2 separate regions of the Mus musculus genome follow, and region 2 is linked to region 1. Evidence: chromatin loops called from intact Hi-C (ENCODE). Cell type or tissue: left cerebral cortex. All regions are shown on one strand. Each heading gives the region's core, and the rest is flanking DNA. Links, peaks and the distances in the headings are about the cores only. Region 1 has its middle 25 kb from the start of Gm7102. Region 2 holds the start of Zfp950 (zinc finger protein 950).

What was found. Hi-C counts contacts between places; a loop is a spot of excess contacts. Peaks named below come from ENCODE experiments on the same cell type or tissue, not always from the same donor. Only the 100,000 strongest peaks of a DNase experiment are listed, where the experiment ranks them.
Region 2: it touches region 1 in a loop (2.1-fold over the local background); 2 of 42 quality-filtered maps call a loop at or near these places.

What each region holds. Positions count from the first base shown.
Region 1 is chr19:61,198,908-61,204,293 of GRCm38, forward strand. No RefSeq gene overlaps it. Among named protein-coding and RNA genes, the nearest start is that of Gm7102, 25 kb to the left of the region's middle. In left cerebral cortex, for the core only: a CTCF peak has its summit at 3,264 (motif pointing left); no DNase peak of the experiment used is centred there.
Region 2 is chr19:61,137,932-61,143,317 of GRCm38, forward strand. Zfp950 (zinc finger protein 950) reads right to left here and starts at 2,909. Exons shown (of 3, transcript NM_001001737.2): 1 at 2,774-2,909. The coding sequence starts at 2,776. In left cerebral cortex, for the core only: no CTCF peak of the experiment used is centred there; DNase peaks (open chromatin) are centred at 2,620 and 2,930; H3K4me3 peaks cover 1,470 bases; H3K27ac peaks cover 663 bases.

The DNA.
Region 1 (5,386 bases), core at 259-5,258:
CCACATGGTATACCCGGGAGTCATGTCTGGAACAGAGCCCTCCCCACCCCCACCCCCCAAAAAGTCCCCATAAACAGGAGAATGGACCTCAAAGGAAAAGTCAGTTGGCATCATAGCCATGAGTAGATGTAGACAGACAGGACCGTTCTAGAATGCCCTGGCCACAGCATTGTCTCAGCCCCCAAAATCTAGAGCCCTGGCCCCAGAGACCAAGGAGCTCCTGGAGAAATTTTAAAAGAATTAAAAGACATTGAAGCTCCAGGGAGACAGGGCTGGGTTCCAATGGCTTGGAAGCCTGGGCAACATCATCCTCTTTGCCTCAAAATTCCAGAGCCCTGCCTCCAGGGACAGAACAGGAGGGGACAAGGAAAACATGAAGTTCCAGGGCAGAATTTAAGAATTCTGGTTGACGTGATCAAGTGCCGCCACCCCTGTAATTTGTCTCAGCAGGGAGCACAGCAACTAACATTCCCCACATAGATCTCCCAGTATTCACTCTGTTAGTGAATATACCCAAACACGACACCATCTCCAGGACAAAGGAGGCACGTGCTGGCTTGCTGGGACTCCTTAACTCTGGCCAGCTCTAGGTAGGGACTTCCTGTCCTCATAGACTGGGGCAAAGGAAAGTTGGAGAAACGAGTCACCACTAGGTGTCGCCCGACAACGGTCTCGATCAACCAAACAAACCAATACAGATCTCTCATGCCACAATTCACTCACTCATTCCGTCTCTCCCAAGGGTCCTCCCTAGCTCAGGGCGGGGCACTCACGCACACATGACAGAGCAGCGTACCCACCCACCACTTCTCCCGAGTGGCACAAACGGTCCCCATCGTCCCGCCCGAACATAGCGAACACGGGCTGGACTCGGGCACCCAAAAACGAAAGTATGACAGGGAGCTGTGAAAACAGGCGAAATCATTCTCTAAGTCAAAGTACGTGACTAACGTAGGGGAACAGTGTAAGACCCCCAAACTGGGGAGACCTCCGCTAAAGTCCCAGGATGAGCTGGCCGGCACCCCAATAACTCGAGAGAAAACCACACCTGATGCAAAACTGCAAGAGGCTTTATTGTCAGCTAGCTGCTCCGTGCTGGGCAGGGGAGTTCGACCACAAGCGGTAACAGTAGGGAGCTTTTAAAGGAAAACGTGAGGAGTTGGGGGAGTTTGGCTACAGCCCTTCTCTGGCAGGTGTCCTTGGTAAATTACAAGGCATGAGGAGTGGGGAGTGAGTTTGTAGCTCTTCTTTGTGGAGTTTATCTCTGTGTCCTTGGCACAGGGAGCCAGGCTAGGTCTTTTTACAATTATCGCATCTCTGGTTGTAAGGTATAGAAACAAAAAGGCTTTTTTGCTGGCTATAGAGAACAAAGAGCTTCTTTCTGGCTATATTTTTAGAGATCAGGGAAAACAAGCTTGGGGGAACGTTTAGAGGCTTTACCTTTCAGGGAGAAACGCTTTAAGTCGGGGTCTCACAACAGCATCAAAACAGGGTGTGCAAGGAGGGAGGCAAAGATGCCTGTTCCACATTATTTAGGTCTCCTTTTCAAAAACACTTAGCCCCCTAGAGTTTGTTGTTACTTTCTGGGCTTTATTGCCACCACTGATGCCTGGCCCCCCTTTGGAAGATTAAATGCTGAGTTAGAGCAAATTAAAAGAGCAATGAGATGGTTAAAATTCCCATTTGTAATTTATTTGCAGGAGTCTACCTGCATATTACAGAATACCAAAAGAGGGTGCCAGAACCTATTAGAACCCACCACGTGGCTTCTGGGAATCGAACTCAAGATTCTGAAAGAGCAGCAGACGGGTCTCTTGCTGTCTGAGTATCTCCAGTCTCTAAGGCTAGAATCTTTACTGAGAAATTCACGTTTAAAACAGCCCAAATATAATGTAATAAATAGAGAATTGCAGTAAAAGAGTAAATTCTAATAACAAAGATATTTGGCTGGCTCTTCTTGTGCTGTTTAAGGCTTGTTGTAAATAATAAAAGTTGTTTGTCTTTTATCCAAAATGCAAATATCAAGGTGGGGTAAGAACCCAGTTTGAACTTAAAGTTTTCTACCACATATCTGTGTTGCTATTGTTTCACATAACTAGGAGGCTCCTCAGACATAAGTCTGAAACAGTACAATGGATCATTTTGAAGAGGTGGGACAGGGCTGATTTGATCTATATTTGGTCTATTGTTTTAAATGACAAATAAGCCAATCATTTTATTTTTTGTTATTTTTAATTAAAAGGCATAAAAGATAACTATAATTAATAGTTCTCAAACTCCTTCTGTATGACAGCATAGTAGTTAATTTTGGTTTATTTGAGATGGAGTTTCTCTGCCTAGTGTTGATAGACAGACAGACAAACAGACAAATTGTTTGTTTTCTTGTTTGTTTGTTTTTTGAGGAATGTTGTCTAGTGCCTATACAAGCACAGACACAAGAAATAAATAAGCAAAGATCTTTGATTCACAAACCTGGGGTGGGTAATAAGTAAGGCATGTACACACACATGTGGGGGTGAGAGTGCATGAAACAATTTTAACAGCCTCCCATGAATGTCTCTTTTATCTGACTTTGAAGGAGAGACTGAGCAAAGCTGTAGCAGTGAATACCACAGAAGTTTGGAGAATCAGGGACCAGAGTGATTTACTACACCAGCAGTTATTACAGACATTAGGTATTCTGACCTCATCCTTGCCTACTAAAAGTAATGGAATTGGCACACATGGATCAAGGGCACAAGAAATTTGCAATCCTAAAAATAAATAATCCCATCCATAACTCTAATTTTAGTAGATCTGACCCCTTCACCTGGCTTCTGAAGGCATCAGACATGCACAGGGTTCACAGGCACACAGAGAGTCAGGTAGCCAGGCAGATAGTAAGGAAGGAAGGTGGGCAGGCAGGCTTCCCCCACAAATGCACACACACAAAATACACAATACAATCAGATCAACGGGCATGTTGGCCAGCATTGGGGCCTAGGCCTGACACAGGAATTATCAATCAGGGCCACAATTCAGGTTTTGGAGCTGAACTGTGTCTTTGAGTTAAGCATCTACTGGGGTTTTATGTCTAAAATCCACAAATATCTGTGCCAACTTATTCCATCAATCTGGATTTAGGGATAGGAGATTTCTGTAGGAACATGTCTTTGATCTTCACATATCCTGCTCCCATTAATTGGGGTATTCAACTGTGCAAGGGGCTTGCCTTGTCTAACATTCATGTCTTAACTCACCAACAGGGATTTCATTTACCCATGCATATGTCTCTACTGCCATCTGTAGGATATCACTTCCCAGGGAGGTCTTGGGAACTTACACTTTATTGGAATCCTACTGAAAATGGAAGTTTTATCCCAAATAGGTTTGCTGTTGTTTTTGTTTGTGTGTTCGTTGTTTTGTTTGCTTGTTTTTGTCAGTGCAGGTATCTCTCTTATGTTGTGGTACATCTCCAGGGGAACTTATAAAAGCAAGTAAACACCATAAAACGTTATACATGGGTTCAGGAAATGCTTCTGGTTGGTTGGTTCAGGTTCAAGCTTATTGTGGGTAACTATAAACAAAGCAGTTTACCTGACTTCTATTGTGATTGGTTTCCAAGGGCACAGAACTAACAGAATATGGAATGAACTTGGGCATGTGAATGTTTCCTAGTTCAAGCAGAAACAACATAAGGAAAAGTTTTTTTTTTTTTTTGTAATAATCGTAACAGCACAAAATGGCTGGCTTAGTAGGTAAGAGTTATCTAAGCCTTAACTATTCTTAACTAAGCCTTAACATTTTACCTAGGCCTTAATATTCCATCTAAGCTTTAATATATTCTTTAGACCTTAACATCCCATCTTGGCTTTAATGTTTTCCCTAGACCTTAACAGCCAGCAGCTTTTCACTCTAAGCCACCATACATGCATGTATGTGTATATGGATGGATATATTATTATTATATATTATTATGGATATATTATTCCCCAGTGCTGGCATGCACCACTATGCCCCCCTTTGTTTTTCTTTCTTCTTCTCTTCCTATATTCCTTTCCATTCTTTCATCCCAGGAAGACTTTGTGGGTATTTGTTTTCTCTTTCTGTGAATTTATTGAACATTGACCTCATATATATGGAAGGCAGCATGCGAAAGGCAATCATCTTGATTGCTAACTCCACCAAGATGGAATTAACCATGTGACTTCAATGCCATCTCAGTTGATGTAACCAACCATGTAACATAAACCAGAATGGCAGCTGAACGTTGAACCCAGAAAGTTTTTTGGTTTTGATTTATTGCTAGTCAGTTTCTAAATGTATCTGTGTGTGTGCCTGTCTCTTTGTCTATGTGTATTGCTGTGAAAGCAGGCACCTGTATGTGTGTATGCGTGATAGTGCAGGCATATGATGGAGGTGTGGTGAGTAGGTAACACCCAAAGTCTATGTGGGTTTCAGTGCCACAGAGGAAGCTCCATGCCATTCAGTCCTCATTGTTTGTTTAGTGTGTGTGTGTGTGTGTGTGTGTGTGTGCGCGCACACATTAGTTTCTTGTTTACTTAGTGTTTACTTATTTAAAACAGTGTTTCTTAGGAAAGGGTTCTATCTGCCAGGAAGACTTTGAAATTCAGAGATGTGCCTGCCTCAGCCTCAAGAATGATGGGATGTCAGGAGGCAGAGGCAGGCAGATTTCTGAGTTCGAGGCCAGCCTGGTCTACAAAGTGAGTTCCAGGACATCCAGGGTTATACAGAGAAACCCTGTCTCAAAAAAACAAACCAAAAAAAGAAAAAAAAATGGGATGAAGGGAGTGTACCACCACACCCATGTTGGCTTGCTTTTCTTTCTTAATTCCATGGAGATATTTTTTTTTTATTGTTTGTTCTTCTGCTGCCCCTCTCTGTCTCTCACTGTGTCTGTGTCTGTGTGTGTGCACACGTGTATGTGCACATGGTTGTGTGTGTGTTTGTGTGAATGTGTGTATCGCAGTCTAGCTGTCTGACTTTCTATGTCTTTGGGTATGGAGGGAATATGTTGACTATGAAGCTATGATACAGATACTTTGTAGATCACAGTTCAAAAGTTTTCAATAACCTTGTGAAGAAGAAAGAGAAAGAGAGAAAGATTGAGAGAGATACAAAAGACTTTAAAATCAGCACCCAAGCTTTTCTTGTCCTATCCCAACTGCCAACAACCACCAGAACTTGCTTTGCACTGTGTACTAGGACAGCAGTATGTTCACTGCTGAAATTTATAGCTCTAAGTCCCTACCTTAAGAAAGAAAAGCAGTGAATGCTGAGGTACAAAAACATTGAAAACTTCTTTAATAAAATCCAATATTCTTTCATGATCAAAGCTCTATAGCCAATAGTACTAGATGGGTTATGTCTCTATAAAATAGAGACC
Region 2 (5,386 bases), core at 74-5,073, 61 kb before region 1:
TTGATTTTCTTTTGTTTTGTAGATTGTATCTTGGGTATTCTAAGTTTCTGGGCTAATATCCACTTATCAGTGAGTGCATATCAAGGGACTTCTTTTGTGATTGGGTTACCTCACTAAGGATGATATCCTCCAGATACATCCATTTGCCCAAGAATTTCATAAAAGGGAATGAAATTCTTAATGACTGGGAAACATTGGAAATAAAAACATGTAAGAGATTAGAGCAGTGGTACATAAAGAAAATGAAATTTAAAAATACCAATAATTGACTTTTTCAAAAGACAAATATAATTGAAAATGCATATAGGTATAATGACTTTGAAAAAGAACAGGCCCTTCCCTGGTAGAAGGGAAGATAATAAGATAATAATGAGATACTCTTTGACCTTTTCCCTGTGTGTAATGTTAGTTTCTGATATCTGTCTCAGATTTCTGAACTGACTTAACTGTGTCAAGGAGGATTTCACATATCTGCATAGTACAATCTTTTAATTGGAAATTTAATATTCATTGGCTCAAGCTAATCTTCATAAGTTGTATACCCATCAATCTAGTCTGTTTTCATTCACATGCTTGAATTAATAGATGCTGGAAAATTACAAAATTACTTACCCTGCCTGAGTCAGTTCCTTCTTCATAATGGTGACCTCTGCAGCTGACTACCTTAAACTTTAGTATGTGATCTAGCTCTTGTCTATCCTGTCTCACCCTGCAGTGTGTACAATAAACTGTTCTTCCTATTCTGGTCTGTTCTGCCATGCTCCACAAACAAATCCTTTTCCTGTTACTGCAATGGACAGTTCAATACATGACTCTAATGGGAAATTTAAAAACTCTGTTGTGGTACAGCCTTTTAAGTAAAGAACTTGGGAAGTTTAATCAAGAGGAAAGCAAGGTCATTGCCCTGGGGAGCAATGTGACCTGAGTCAACATAGCTTATCTCAGAAATATTTTTCTAAAAGGCTGAAAATGAAGCTGTCCTAGAATAAACATGTCTTCCCATGGAGAAATCACTGTACACAAAAAAGTTTAGTTAAGAAAAATGTCTTTAATGACAGGATGCATGCAGTGCTGGCTAATGTTCAAAGAGGAGGCAGCAGAGAAGAGATTTTACATTCCACATTTGCTGTCACCCTTAAGTGTCTTTTAGGTTCAGGCCTCAGGTTATGTTTTGAACAATTTAAATATGGACTGGAGTCTGCAAGTCTAGCCACTTAAATGGGAGATTTACACAGCAAAGATACTAACATAAATATTTAAGTATACCAGGATTTCTCTGTGTAGCCCTGGCTGTCCTGGAACTCACTCTGTAGACCAGGCTGGCCTCACACTCAGAAATTCGCCTGCCTCTGCCTCCCAAGTGCTGGGATTAAAGGTGTGCACCACCACTGACCGACCAGCAGATTATTCTTGAGTAACAAGGTTCTAAGTGGAAGATCCCTGAGGATGAAAAGGATAGGAAAAGTAGAAGGTAGAAAGTATAAAAGCTAGGTATGGGAGGTCTCACACAAACTATGTCTTATGCTAAGTAAGCTTCTTAAGAATAGCATCTTGTATACTACTAACAAGGGAAATGGAAAAAAATGGTAGACTTCTATGAAATCAGCAGCAACTATCATACAATGGGACAAACTCAGAAGGTGTCTAATAAACAGCGGTCCAAAGCAGGACACAGGGTATCTCAAGAACATTACTGACAGTGGATTTAGGACTGATAGCCACAGTCCCATGTGGTAGGAAGAGTTGGTTCAGGATGTGAAGCAACCCCTCCCAGAGCCCCAGACCACTAACAGTTCTCACAAGCATATCCCTTGCTTTAGAGGAGCTCTATTTTATTCTCAATTCATCAGGTCCTTAGGAAAAACTCTCCAGGTCCAGGCCTCAGTCTGCTACTGGCTCTGAAAAGCATGTTCCTGGGTTTCCTTCTCCATATCTGAGGGCCTCATGGAAAGCCTTGCTTGATTAAGCTAGCCCTTGACACAACAATGTTTTTTGTTTTCAAATGGTTGTCACCTGGTGTAGTCTTGCCTGTGTGGCAGAACTATGGTTTTCTCAAGAAGAAAACTGGGTCTTTATGGCACACCAGGCTTTAATGTTGGTTGTGACCATGTAATGCCTCCTTGAGCAGTTTGCTAAAGGCCTGCTCTTTTATATGAGGATGGGCTTAGTGGCTAGTTGTAAATAAGAGGTGTCTTCTTTGCTATGGTCTAGAGCCAAATTTCTGGATAATCTTCGTGAATAAACATGTGTATCCTAGTATCCTAATCTCTAACAGGTCTGGTTAGCACACTACTTATCTGTGGAGTGTTTATAGCAGTTCTCCCTGAAGTAAATTCTACTATCTCCTAAGCATTGGTAGATCCTTTACATCATCAATTCTACTCTTCTACATCTCAGCTTAATATTGGATTGCTACCCAATGCATGAGATGCCTTTTACAACCTCCACAAACTTAAGTCCAAATGGATCTTACATCTAAATATTAAATGTAGAAGACAAAAGGGAAACTAGGGCTCTCCGAGTTTGGCATCCTGCCAAGGATGTTTCTACACACAAGTCCCAACTCTAAAAGTTTTGCCCAGTCACAGCTCCCATAGTGAAGTTATTCAGTGGCTACCGCCGGATCCAGGGAATGACTATGACCACAAGGGACCTGACAGGTAGCCGCATCTGGCTGACACTTCCCACCTAGCCCCAGGGAAGACCCACCACAACAGCTCCCGAGGCTCAGCAGCCTGCTCTTCCCCATTGTGGGCAGTGACCCTGTGCTCACCATGTCGCGACTTCAGAGCGTCCCTCACAGTACCCAGTAGCAGAGTTCAGAGTACATCACACAGAAACCTTCAAGACTGCTCAGTCTCAGAGCGGAACTTGCTGCTCGACACCCGGATGAATCCTCCTCCTTTTCTGACTGGCAGGTCCATCTGAAGCCTCTGATTGGCCAGTGAGTCTTGTGTGACTTGAGCACCTCCCTTAGGGTAAGAGCGTGCTGACGTACACAACTTAGAAGTTCCCGGTTCAGGCTTCCAGTCCAGGGCAAAAGGTTTTCCAGATGTGCAGAGATGTACATTTCAGTAGCACTTGTGCCTGTCCTCCAATATCCTACCTGTCTGTCTTCCCACCCAGCCCCGCGGGAGGAACCACCACTCCAGTTTCCGCTGCTCAGCCACCTGCTCCTCCCTTTGTGGCAATAGATCCTGCACTCACTACCTTGCCACTTCAGCCCTTGCTTGAACTCCCCTCAGTACTCCGGAGGCACTTCCTTCTTCCTCCTGGAATAGCCTTTACATAGCCCATTACTCAACTTGCAGTAGAGTTTTCAATCTGGTCCTCAAGTGGAAGGATGCCCAGGGTATTAACAATTAAAGAGAGATTTTAGGAAATAAGATAATAAGATGTTTAGGTAAACTGCAGCAGCTATTTTTCACCTGGTAAGTATGAGACAACGCTGGGGGACAAAAGCAAGAAATAGATGACAAACACTATGGAGCACTATTGTTAGCCAGCACATCTTCCTCCTTGGGAAGGTGGAAAAAAACTGACTGATAGTTACCTGACCCTCGGGAAAGTCCCAGGTAGAGTTCAAATACCTGTCATGCTTGCTAGCCAATAGGTTTAAAGGTCAATATGCTTAGCCAATAAGGTTGAGGTATAATCTTGCTGGTGTAACCTGTGCTCCTAAAAAGTATAAAAACTGTAATGGCCATTTGGGGTCGCCTTCTTATTAACTCGTCTCAATGCTCTGGAAAATAAACCTCTTGCTTTTGCATGGGGTGGTTTGGGTGGGAAAGAAGTCCTCTTTGAAGATGAGCTCCACTTGTATAAGGTTGATAATAAAAACAAAATAAAAAAGCTCAACAAGAAGAAGAGAAAAACCCAGCATGTTGTTTTCTGACATTTCCTGTACTTCAATTCTCCTAGAAAGAGTGGGGCCAAAAACTTTCTGAATCACGTTGGGCTGTACTTAAGGACAATAACGCATTCACACACTTTTCTCCCATTTAATTTATCCTAGACATTGTATTCCAGCAAACCTTCAGAGGGCAGTGGGGAAATTCCTTTCACCCCTATCATATTCTACCCTGCCCTGCTGCACATCAGCTCAGTGGCTTACCAATGGCAAAGTTTTAGTGCAGTTTAAAAAAAAAAAAAAGTTCAGGGGTACAGTGTTTCTGAACAAAAAGAACTGCACTAAGTCCATTATAAGACACAAAATAGCTTTGAGAATAGGTTTGATAATTTTTTATAAAGAAAAAAATTTAAGATTTATTTATTTATTTATTTATTAATGCACATTTAGTACACTGTAGTTGTCTTCAGACACACCAGAAGAGGGCATTGGATCCCATTACAGATGGTTGTAATCCACCATGTAGTTTCTGGGAATTGAACTCAGGACCACTGGAAGGGAAGTCAGTGCTCCTAACCTCTGACCCATTTCTCTAGCCCTCAATAATGTTTCTTAATGAATCCATCCTATAATTACAGGGTAAATCAACACTTGCTTTCAAAACTTAAACAGTTGTGAAGCCATTTAATAACAACTAATATTTCATTCACAGTTTGTCAAGCTTCTTGTGCATGTCTCATGCTGCCATGTTTAAAAGAAGAAAAGATGCCTTTACTTCCATGAAAGTTGTAGTAAATACATTTTTTGAACCGAAGTTCTAGTGATGTCTGTATTCATCAGACTTCAAGACAAGGGAAAAAGAGACCCATACTTTTCAAATTCTTTTTAATATTACAACTAAGAGCTTTAGTTTAGAAATGTTAACATATTCCAAGAAAAGATTCCGATGAGCTTCAGTGAGTGTCCCCTAAGAAATGGGTACCTCATTAAAGTCATAGGCTCATGGATTTATGTCAGCATTTTATGGTACCTGTCTGCATAAAATATATTCTAGTGATAAAATGTATGTCATTATCAGGTAAGTATTTGCAACTGAGTCATGTTTTGGCTGTAAAGTAAGCAAAAGAATTAAGAATCCTGAGGTAAAGCTGGGTGTGGTGGCGCACGCCTTTAATCCCATCCCAGCACTAGGGAGGCAGAGGCAGGAGGATTTCTGAGTTCGAGGCCAGCCTGGGCTACAGAGTGAGTTCCAGGACAGACAAGTCTACACAGAGAAACCATGTCTTGAAGAAACAAAAAAAAAAGAGAGAGAGAGAGAGAGAATCCTGTTGTAACCAGGTGATGTGGCTACATCTTTAATCCCAGCAGTACGGAAGCAGAGGCAGTTGGATCTCTCTGAATTCAAGGTCACCATGCTCTACAAAATGAGTTCCAGGAAGTCAAAGCTACACAGTGAAACCCTGTCTTGGAAAAAAAATCCTGGTGCAATAAAGTGTTTAATCAGGGACAGCAAGGTGGCTCAGCTAAAGCCATGTG